2 separate regions of the Homo sapiens genome follow, and region 2 is linked to region 1. A link is an interaction called in ENCODE POLR2A ChIA-PET data of the cell type or tissue named here. Cell type or tissue: endothelial cell of umbilical vein. All regions are shown on one strand. Each heading gives the region's core, and the rest is flanking DNA. Links, peaks and the distances in the headings are about the cores only. Region 1 overlaps ARHGAP29 (Rho GTPase activating protein 29). Region 2 overlaps ARHGAP29-AS1 (ARHGAP29 antisense RNA 1).

Evidence for each region. Peaks named below come from ENCODE experiments on the same cell type or tissue, not always from the same donor. Only the 100,000 strongest peaks of a DNase experiment are listed, where the experiment ranks them.
Region 2: POLR2A ChIA-PET joins it to region 1 with 5 read pairs; 2 of 35 experiments call an interaction of 5 or more read pairs at or near these places.

Annotation. Positions count from the first base shown.
Region 1 is chr1:94,190,295-94,195,679 of GRCh38, forward strand. The region is part of intron 12 of ARHGAP29 (Rho GTPase activating protein 29); the gene reads right to left. Among named protein-coding and RNA genes, the nearest start is that of ARHGAP29, 45 kb to the right of the region's middle. RefSeq lists a silencer at 4,222-4,433. In endothelial cell of umbilical vein, for the core only: no CTCF peak of the experiment used is centred there; a DNase peak (open chromatin) is centred at 3,117; H3K27ac peaks cover 983 bases.
Region 2 is chr1:94,257,751-94,263,135 of GRCh38, forward strand. All of the region lies in intron 2 of ARHGAP29-AS1 (ARHGAP29 antisense RNA 1), which reads left to right. It also overlaps a transcript of ARHGAP29 not described here. Among named protein-coding and RNA genes, the nearest start is that of ARHGAP29-AS1, 13 kb to the left of the region's middle. In endothelial cell of umbilical vein, for the core only: no CTCF peak of the experiment used is centred there; DNase peaks (open chromatin) are centred at 1,211 and 2,171; H3K27ac peaks cover 1,350 bases.

The DNA.
Region 1 (5,385 bases), core at 122-5,121:
TCCAGCAAAACTGGCTTTTAGCTGAAAAGTTCAAAAGTGACTTCAAAAACTCCATGCCCCAGCTGGTTCATAATTTTAGGAGATGGATGTGTTTCTGAGGATCCTCATCTCTATATCCTGATGGTCTGATCACAACTGCCTAAGAGAAAAACATGGGGAAAACACTTCCAATCAAAGAACTATTATTTAGACTGTTTTCACTTTTTCAATCCTATAAAAATAGAAATGCTTAACTACAGTACTCAGTTCTAATAATTAGATATTACCTTGAATTTATTCAAAATAAATTATTCCATTGAGTTTCACAAATGCCTAAATATATTATCACTATCATCACTTGTACTAACAACAATAGCAGCAGCTGACAAGTGTGTACAATATGCCAGACCCATTCTCAGAGTCTTACATGAATACACTAATTTGATGTTCACAAAAACCTAGGCTTTGGGTATATTACAGCAAACCGATGAGATACTGACCCTCCTGGACCTTTACGTTCTCCTGAGGGTGGTACGCGAGAGAAGTAACAAATTACGTAAATAAAATACTTTCTGGTACTGAAAAATGCTATAAATACTACATAAGAATGTCAAATTATGCAGTATGACCAGGTACGTGTTTGTGAAAGGGTATTTCCAACATGGTAAATTAGGGAAGGCTTCTCTGAGGAGGTAACATTTGAACTGCGAGCCGATGTAAGAAAAGCTTCATGGAGATCAATCCAAATGAAAGGAGGAGGTAGTGCAAATGTGAATGCGAAAGAGCTTGTCATGCTCAAGAAAGAGATGAAAGGTCAATATGGTTGAAGTATATGGAAAGAGCTGGAGCTCTGGTTTAAGATAAAGCTAAAAAAAGAAGTAGTCATCTGAACTATGGCAAGGTGTCTGAATTTAAGAGCAACAGGAAGCTGGTGGAGCATTTTACACAAAGCTGTAACATGATCTGATTTATTCTTTAAAATGACACTCTGGCTTCTTTGTGGGGAAGGTATTTAAGGGTAGCAATCTGAATAAGTGCTAAATTTCGATTAGCTTAATGTTATTTCAAAGACTGCCATGTTTCCTCTTCATCTCTCTTGATATACCAGATGATAGGATAATTAGCCTCTAAGTCCTTTTCAATGTAGACAGGCATTCCCTAAGGATACTTGACTCTGCATAAATAGTATTTGAAAAGTACAGATAACAGAATAAATAGCTTATTTGTGCCCTAACTTCTTCAAGAAACAAAGAAAATTCAAACTGCATAAGGTACAGTTTAATTCTAGCAACTGGCTATGTTAGAGCATTCTCCAGCTAAAGGTAAACTGCTTACTCTCTTGATCCTAAAGGTAACTTGCACGCTAGGTGACCTTCATCAAGTTATTTATAATTTATTTAAACCAGTGCATTGAAAAAGTTAATGTGCAAATGAATCACCTTGGGGATCTTGTCCAAATGTAGATTATGGTTCTAAGGATCTGTGTTGAAACCCAAGATTCTGCATTCCTCATAGGCTCTCAAAGTAATGGCAATATGACTGGTCCAAGGACCGCATCTTGAGAAGGCTTTCTAAACTTTAGTTTTCTCATCAGTAAAATGGAGCTAAAAACTTGATAGGATTTTTGTGAGAATTAAATGAATTAATGTAGACCATGAGCTTAATACACTGGCAGGTACGTAGTCAATCTTAGCTATTATTAGCTATTGTTTGAGGTGAAGAGAATTTGTCAAAAGTAAATGGCCTAAATGACTTCTAAGGTAATTTCAAATCCTGGATTTTATAATTCTTTTAAATCCTTTCATGATTCTTTAAGTAAATAATATATTAATTAATCAAAATTTGGAAAATAAATGAGATACAATATTAAACACTCAAAAATATTTTAAGGAAGTTTTCTGGTTCAGATGCAGTAAGCTAACTTCTCCCGTCTCCCACTGAATTCACCTAAAAATCTGAACAGAATGCACAAATCAAGACTCTGAAAAGTAAATGGAAATAAACTACAATTCAAGGTATGACCTATCCAGTGATAGGTCTACTCCTGCCCTCTTTTCCAGCCCATGCTCAGCTCCTACCCAATTCTCCAATTCCCAAAGTACAAACTGAGTGCAGACAGAAGGAGCTCCAAGAGAGGTCCTTTCTGGCCCAAGGAACAAAAGCGGGGAGGGGTGATGGGAGATGAAACTAAAACAGTAGAAGAAAACTCCCTGGTTTCTTTTGTATATTTATTTTCTCTCCTGCCCCAGACCCCAAGCAAGTCCAAATCCCTAAGACACAATCTTATGGGAGCAGCAATGATGGCAGTAGCAGCTGAGGAGATGCCAAAACTCTGATGGAAATCCTTGTTTATGACCAGATGAACTGTAGTCTAGAGTGAGAGGGTCTGAAATTTCTGTTACTTTTTTCTCTTTATCCTCCCCACACTTGGCCCTGGAGAAGAGCAGAATAGGCAGACCTAAGCCCCCAGCCAGAAGATTAGGAAGGGAGTCACGCAGAAGCTGGAAAATGAACCTAACTGTATCAAATGGCTGCTAAAATTGAAAAAAAAAATTAATGCTCAATATAGGTTATAAACAGGACCCAGAGTCAATAAAGTAATGATGAAAATATCTAGGATATCATTCAAAATTACTTGTCATACAAAGAACCAGGAAAATCTCAACAACTCGCAAGACAAAAGACAATAAAAAGACACCAACCCTGATACAGCTCAGATTTGGGACGATTAGATGAAAAATCTACAACAACTATTACAAAGGTTTCAAAAAAGTAGAGCAAACAATCTTGAAACATGGAAAAACAGAAGAAGTCTCAGCAAAGAAATGTAAGATATAAAGAAACAAAAGGAAAATTTATTGCTGAAAAATAAAATATCCAGAACAAAAAATTTACTGGATGAACTGTATGGGAGAATGGGGATAACCAAAGGAAAAGAGACTGTGAACTTGAAGACAGATCAACAGAACACTATAAACAACCAAGAGGAAAAAGCTTTGGGGAAAAAACAGAGGACCTCCAGAACTGCAGAAGATTAACAAAAGCTCTAGTGTTTGAGTCACTGCCTGTCAGAGAAAGAGGAAAAAGAATACTACAAAAAAAAAAAAAAATTGAAGAAACAATAGTTGAAAACTTCTCAAATTTTTCAAGAGTCAAACTTGTAGATTCAAGAAGTTCAACCAATCCAAAACAGGAAAAACAGCAAAAACCAGGTCTAGATACGTCTTAAACAGATAAAATCCAAAGACAAAAAAAATCCCACAAAAACAGCCAAAGAAAAACACATGCCACAATTGGGGAATGATAATTCATATGATTACTGGTATCTCATGAGAAACTACGGATGCCATAAGGCAGTGGAACAATATTTTTAAAGCAGTGAAAGAACTGATTTCTGTATTTAGAATTCTATATCCAGTGAAGGTGTCCTTCAGAAATAAAGACGAAATAAAGACATTCTCATATGAAACACAACCAAGTGAATCCATTACCAGCAGACCTGCTATAAAATAGTGGTAAAGGAAGTTCTGTAGACAAAGTGTTACCAGAGGAAAGATGGAACCACTAGAATGCAAGAAGAATGAATAGAAATAGTAAATAATAGACTACTTTTTTCCTCTTAACCTCTTTATAATATGTATGACTTTTAAAAGCAAAAATTATGAGAGTCTGGTGAGGTTTTCAACGTATATGGATGTAATTTACATATATCAAATACAACCCAGATTAGGTAAAGGAACTTCTACGGTGGTGATGCTTCTGTGTTCCACTTGAAGTGGTAAAAAACTAGTTCTAAGTAGACTGTAAAAAAATTAAGTGTATGTATAAATATAGATAAGTGTGCAACCATTTTTTTTAAACTTGGCTATTTATAGAATAATCTATTTTAGGCTGAATTGTCCTAGTACATGTTTTAATGCATCTAGCATTTTCATAAAACTCTGGAAGCCACATTAAATGCTCGGCTTCTTCAACAGTTTTTCACAGTTCATTACTACACTTTCAGGTAACTAGTAATCTCAGAACTTCTATTTCTGTTCCATGAAAGAGATAATTTTTTTTTTACCAGAATGCTTATTTTGTATCTTAATGACACAATATCCATTTTCATATATGACAGAATCCATATATGTACTACTACATCTGTATGTTCTTAGTCACATCAGGCTGCTACAACAAAAATACCACAGAGTGACTTAACAAAGATTTATTTCTCACAGTTGTAGAGATTGAGAGATCAAGACCAAGGCACTATCAGATTCAGGGTCTGGTGTGGGCCCCAATTCCTGATGCGTAGACTGTTCTTTTCTCTCTGTGTCCTCACATGATAGAAGGGGAAGGGTCATGAGGGCTCCACCTAGTCACCTCCCAAAAGCCCCACCCTCCAAATATCATCACATCATCACACTGGGGATTAGGAACTCAACATGCTAATTTTGCAGGGGGTCATAAGCAGTCCATAGCAACTCAGTTCAACCAAGTCTTAAACAGATAAATACCAAAGATTCAACCAAGATTGTGAGGTTCTAATGAGAATTTACAATGCTAAATGATCTCAAAAACCATTATGTTTTGATATATGCTGCTTAACTGGTTGACTCTATATGACATAAACAATCAAACACATTTTTTCATTGGTCAAGCGATGTAGTTTTACATTTAGCTTCACTGAGAGTAAATGTAGACAAAAGTAAAAAGTAATAATAGAAGTCTACATGCAACCATTGTGGTTATCAAGGCAATGCAAGTTTCTAAATGATAATTAGAGGGAGATTTTCTCGGGTTATATAAAAAGATAAAAATTGAATTTCCTAACTGGAAGCTGGCCAGGAGTGGTTTGTAACTGCTATATTCTCTTGAAAAAGACACTGTAGTCATTAGAACGAGAAGGGAAGGGAAAGAGTTCTACCAAACAAAATCTCAGTTTTGGTTCATTTATTAAACTTTTCTCTCATTTTATAAGAACAAAGGGGAAAAAAACCATTCTGGTGATTGGACCCATGGGCCAGGCAACCCAATATTCAATTGACAGTGAATCCAAGACATTGCAAGCAATATTCAGTTTATGACAGTGGTGCCAGGGGAGGTGTTATGAGCATCCACACTGTTTTTTCCTTCACAATGTTTTCTTCAGAAAACATTTAAAAGTTAGGAATATAACCTGAGCTACTATAGCTTCTTAATAACACAGATGTGTGCAACCAATTTTTTAAAAAAGGTATATGAAGATACATAATAAAAAACCCAGTAGACAAATTAAAATATATGTCTAGAAAAGTATCAATTCATCCAAAAGACGGCAGCAAAAGGGAAATAGATTAAGGAAAATATCATAAGGCATAAACAAAAAAGAAATAAAATGATAAAACTAAATCTGAACATATATTTACCTTAAATATAAATGGT
Region 2 (5,385 bases), core at 239-5,238, 68 kb after region 1:
TATGACACATGTGACATTATCCTAATGATATATGCTCTATAACAGCAGCAAGGACTAGTTAATAGGCACTGGATGATGACAGAGTGTTGCCAACATTGTATAGGTAGTCTGTGCCCTATTGGAAATCTTATCAGAACCCCTGAGAGCACCTGAATGAAGTCCAGCATATGCACTGATTTGATAACTCACTCCATACCTTTTCCTTCTTAGAGAAGGAAGATGATGATAGAAGCCCCGATCAGGGATGTTGGATTCTGGTGTTGGAGGACCAAGTATTAGGTATGATATGACAAAGTATTAAAATAGAAGCTCAAAACTCAAAACCCTAGACAAACAGAGAGACAAGACCTCCTGCAGGAAGTATCCATTCCTACTTACCTCCAGACCACTGGAGTCATGGGTAACATGACCATTCCTAATTTGCCCTGGACAGTTTCAGTTAACACTAATTGTTCAGGTAAAATTATTGATAGACCCTTCTCTCACTCTCAGAAGTGTGCCAATTTGTACATTACAGTAAATGTGCCCTCTAGTCATAGGAGAACTTATGCTCAGTATTACCTGGTCTCTCAATTTTTTAAGCCAGGAATTTGGATTTTTATAGAACATTTCTGAATTTTTTAATGTGGACAATAAATTCCAAATTTTTAAAATTGTCCAGGCCAAATAAAAATCATGAGAGGTGGAATCTGGCCTGAGAGCTGCCAGTCTGTCATCTGTAAGTTAGAAACTCTAGCTGATACCACAGTGTTCTTTGCCTTCCCTCTTTGGAGACCTTAGCTCTCATGGGCTGTTGAGAGAGGGTCTTAGGGGGCTCCCACAGGGGAAAGCCTTCTGCTTTAGGCAGTTCCAGTGGTAATCAGGGAAGGGTCCAGGAGACAACAGGCCTGATAGGGGCAGTTTAGGCCAGTTGTTCAAGGCCTTAGTAATGATTATAACTAGCGCTTCCTATGTAGTAAGGTCTTACATAGATTATCTTATTTACTCTTCACAATCACCTATAAGGAAGATATTATGATCTCCATTGCTCTAACGAGGAAATTGAGACTTAAAGAGACTAATTAATATGAACAAGTTCACCCAGCTAGTAAGTGGCAAAACCAGGGATCTGAACTCATGTCAGACTTGACTCAAAAAACCCACATCTTTATCCTCTGTGTCTGCTGCTTCCCACTGTAGAGAGATCAAGTTTTTCTTTCCCTTGTGGTGTTTTTCATTTGGGTGAGTCATTTTTGAGCTCTTGTCACCATGGAAAATCATAAAGTCTTGACTCTGAGTCTGCAAGAAGATATTTTCTTGCTTTCATTCAGGTATGTAGAACACAGGCCAAGTGGTTCAGCCCAAATCTCTAGAACAAGGGTGGGTGGGGACAGGCAGTGGGGTTTAGGGCCAAATTCCCAAGTAGTCATAAGGAGTGTTCTTTTACTAGGTGTCTGTCCCTTTTGCCTAGATTCCTTGGAACTCTGCCAGTGATGGGCAGCTGGTCAAAGATTTGAGATTTCACAATTCCAGTCATCTCTGTGACCTGTATCCATTTTAGAAATACAAGTAATGAATATACCTCATCCAACAGAGACTAGGAAAAGCATAGAATTTTTGTTCTAGTATTAATTTGACCAAAGATTGGACATGTTGTAGTGGATCAAATAATGTCCCCATAAAATGCATGTCTTCCCAGAACTTTAGGATGTAAGCTTGTTTGGAAATAGGGTCTTTGCAGATATAATTAGTTCTAATGAGGTCATAGTGGATTAGGGTGGGACTTAATCCAGTGACTGTTGTCCGTACAAGAAGAGAAAACAGAGACACAAGGGGAAGATACCTGTATAAAGGAAGAGGTAGAAATTGGAGCAATGTACCTGTAAGCCGAGGAACACCAAGGATTGCCGGCAACCATCAGAAACTAGGGAGAAGCAACGAGGGATTCATCTCTAGGGACTACAGAGGCAGCATGGGCCTGCCTTGCCTCCAGAACTGTGAGAGAATCCATTTCTGTTGTTTTAAGTGATGCAAGTTTGTGGTAGTTTGTTAAAGCAGCCACAGGAAACTAATACACATGATAAAGAAAAAAATTTAAATACTAAAATGCCCTTTCAAGATGGAACAGGAATCTGTGTTGGAAGTTTAAATTTCAAAGCTCCCAAGTCAAAAGTTCAGAGAGCATTTTCTGACTCACTGTTGGCCGAAGAATGAACTTTTCAGAGAGGAAAAGTGTCCTCCCTGCATAATGCAAAAGTCTCTACGGAGTTTCTGTAGAGGACCAGAGGCATTCCATGTGTTGATTCAAAATGGCTTAGTTCTGATCTAATCTTGAGCAAGACTTGCTTGTGTTTAGGAAGTCCATCTACCAATGTCTACCACCATTTGCCACGTCATCACAAGCCTAAAATCTGTTATGCCTGGGATGAGCCATGGACATTCGAGTGTGCATTATATGGTAGCCTTTTCCCATTTTCTGCCATGTTTGCCCTGTCTATCTGAGGGGCTTCTGGCTCAGTTTCCCTTTTGAGACTACGATTCTGACAACCAAACCAGCTTTCGTTTCTCTAAAGACAGATCCCTTCCTTTCTCTTACCCCCAGAGGGGCCCTGCCTCAAATCTGATGGACTCTCTGCATTGCAGAGGGATTTCTTACACTTTCAATTTTGGAATGCCCATAGCAACTCTGAAGAAAGCTGGTCACAAGCTCCTATATCCCATCCTCAGCTGATTCAATCAAATTTGGGTATCTGGTCCAAGAGCAGCTCGTCTGTAGGCCTGTCAGTGTTCTATGGAGTAATCTGGCAAGGAAGCTTTACTTAATGAAGGAAAGAATAATCAATAGCACTAATAGGACCTTCTGTCTTGGAGAGTTTAAATAGAATGCTTTGTAGGGGTATGGGGGACTTGCTGTTGGTAGTAGGTAGAGAGATTGGAAAGACACACAGAAAAAGAAACCATGTGATAGCAGGCGCCATTAGTGAGCTGAGGCCATGAGACAAAGAAAAATGAAGGAAGTTGGCTGGTAGTGGCAGGAATAGTCAAACAGAGACAAGAACAGCTGCATCATCATAAAAGTGGCAGAGCATTAAGGCAGCTGATGCTGGTGTCTGAGGGCCCACAGGATAACTCAAACTGCATTGTGTTCTAAAGCAGCTTCTATCTTATAAATTATGTTCTGGTCTCTGTGAGGCATAGCTGTGCAGCTGTTGAGTGTTTCCTGACTTCCTTACAACCTCCTGTGTATCCCTGCAATGCCACCTTCCTAATTCTGCACCCCCATTAACTAAGGTAAATGTGTCTCTGTTCTTGAAACATTAAAAAACCAGGCCATGAAACCACCATCTCCACTACCGAATTCCATCAGATTGGACTTTTTGGAAACTATCCAGAGATTCTGAATGTACACTCTCCTCTTAGACATCAACACTTGGAAAGTCCCTTACTATTGCTTGGCCAGACCTTCTTACCTCAGCTCTGTAGCTTCCCCTTTTCCAGTTCACCTGCTGCAGAAGCTCAGACATGCTTTATAAATCAAGGCACATAGGTTATTATAACACTGATCTCATTTAATGTAATTTCATCTCCATAATTGAACATAATGAAGTAATAAACACTTATTTGTGTTTACTATCACAAGTTTGGGTCTCATTTGGCTTTACTGTGTTATGCGTGCAGGTCAAGTGTAGCTACATCTCAACAAAATTAAGACGATTTTGTAGTTTAGAAGTAAGGTTAAGATTTGGAGTCTTGAAATGATCCTATGCCTAGAAAACTCCATAGTCTTGACCTGAACGCTCCTTAAGCTGATAAATAATTTCAGCTGTCTCAGGATACAAAATCAACATACAAAAATTACTAGCATTTCTATTCGCCAACAACAGTCAAGCTGAGAACCAAATCAGGAACGCAATTCCATTCACAATTGCCACAAAAATAATAAAATACCTAAGAATACAGCTAACAAGGGAGGTGAAAGTTCTCTACAAGGAGAACTACAAAACACTGCTCAAAGAAATCAGAGATGACACAGACAAATGGAAAAACATCTCATGCTCATGGATAAGAAGAATCAAAATCATTAAAAAGGCCATATTGCCTAAAGTGATTTATAGATTCAATGCTATTCTTATCAAACTACTGATAATGTTCTTCACAACTAGAAAAAGCTATTTTAAACTTCGTATGGAACCATAAAATGAGCCTGAATAAGCAAGGCAATCCTAAGCAAAAAGAAGAATGCTGGAGGCATCACACTAGCCAACTTCAAACTATACTACAGGGCTGCAGAAACCAAAACAGCATGGAACTGTTACAAAAACAGACACATAGACCAATGGAACAAACAGATTGCTGAGAAAAAAGGCCACACACCTACAACCATCTGATCTTTGACAAAGCAAGCTGACAAAAACAAGCAATGAGGAAAGGACTCCCTAGTAAATAAATGGTTCTGGGATAACTGGCTAGCCATATGCAGAAGATTGAAACTGGACCCCTTCCTTATACCATATACAAAAATCAACTAAGGATGGATTAAAGACTTAAATGTAAAACTCAAAACTATGAAAACCCTGGAAGACAACGTAGGCAATACCATTCTAGATATAGGAGAGGGAAAAGATTTCATGACGAAGATGACAAAAGCTATTGCAACGAAAGCAAAACTTGACAAATGGAAATTAAACTAAAGAGCTTCTATACAGCAAAATAAACTATCAATAGAGTAAACAGAACCTACAGAATGGAAGAAAATGTTTGCAAGCTATGCATCTGACAAAGGTCTGATATCCAGCATCTATAAGGAACTTAAGAAAATTTATAGCAAAAAAACCAACAACCCACTTAAAAAGTGGGCAAAGAACATGAGCAGACATTTCAGAAAAAGATATACATGCAGCCGATAAGTATATGAAAAAAAGCTTAACATCACTGATCACTAGAGAAATGCAAATCAAAACCACAATGAGATACCATCTCACACCAGTCAGAATGGCTATTACTAAAAAGTCAAAAAAATGACAGATGCTGGCAAGGTTGCGGAGAAAAAGAAACACTTGTACATTGTTGGTGGGAGTGTAAATTAGTTCAGCCATTGTGGAAGACAATTTCTGTAAGATCTAAAAACAGAACTACCATTCAACCCAGCAATTCCATTACTGGGTATACACCCAAAGGAATATAAATCGTTCTACCATAAAGACACATGCACACATATGTTCATGTGCAGCACTAGTCACAATAGCAAAGACATGGAATCAACCTAAATGCCCATCAACGGTAATCTGGATAAAGAAAATGTGGTACATATATACAAGGAATATTATGCAGCCATAAAAAAGAACAAGATCATGTCCTTTGCAGGAACATGGATGGAGCTGAAGGCCATTATCCTTAGCAAAGTAA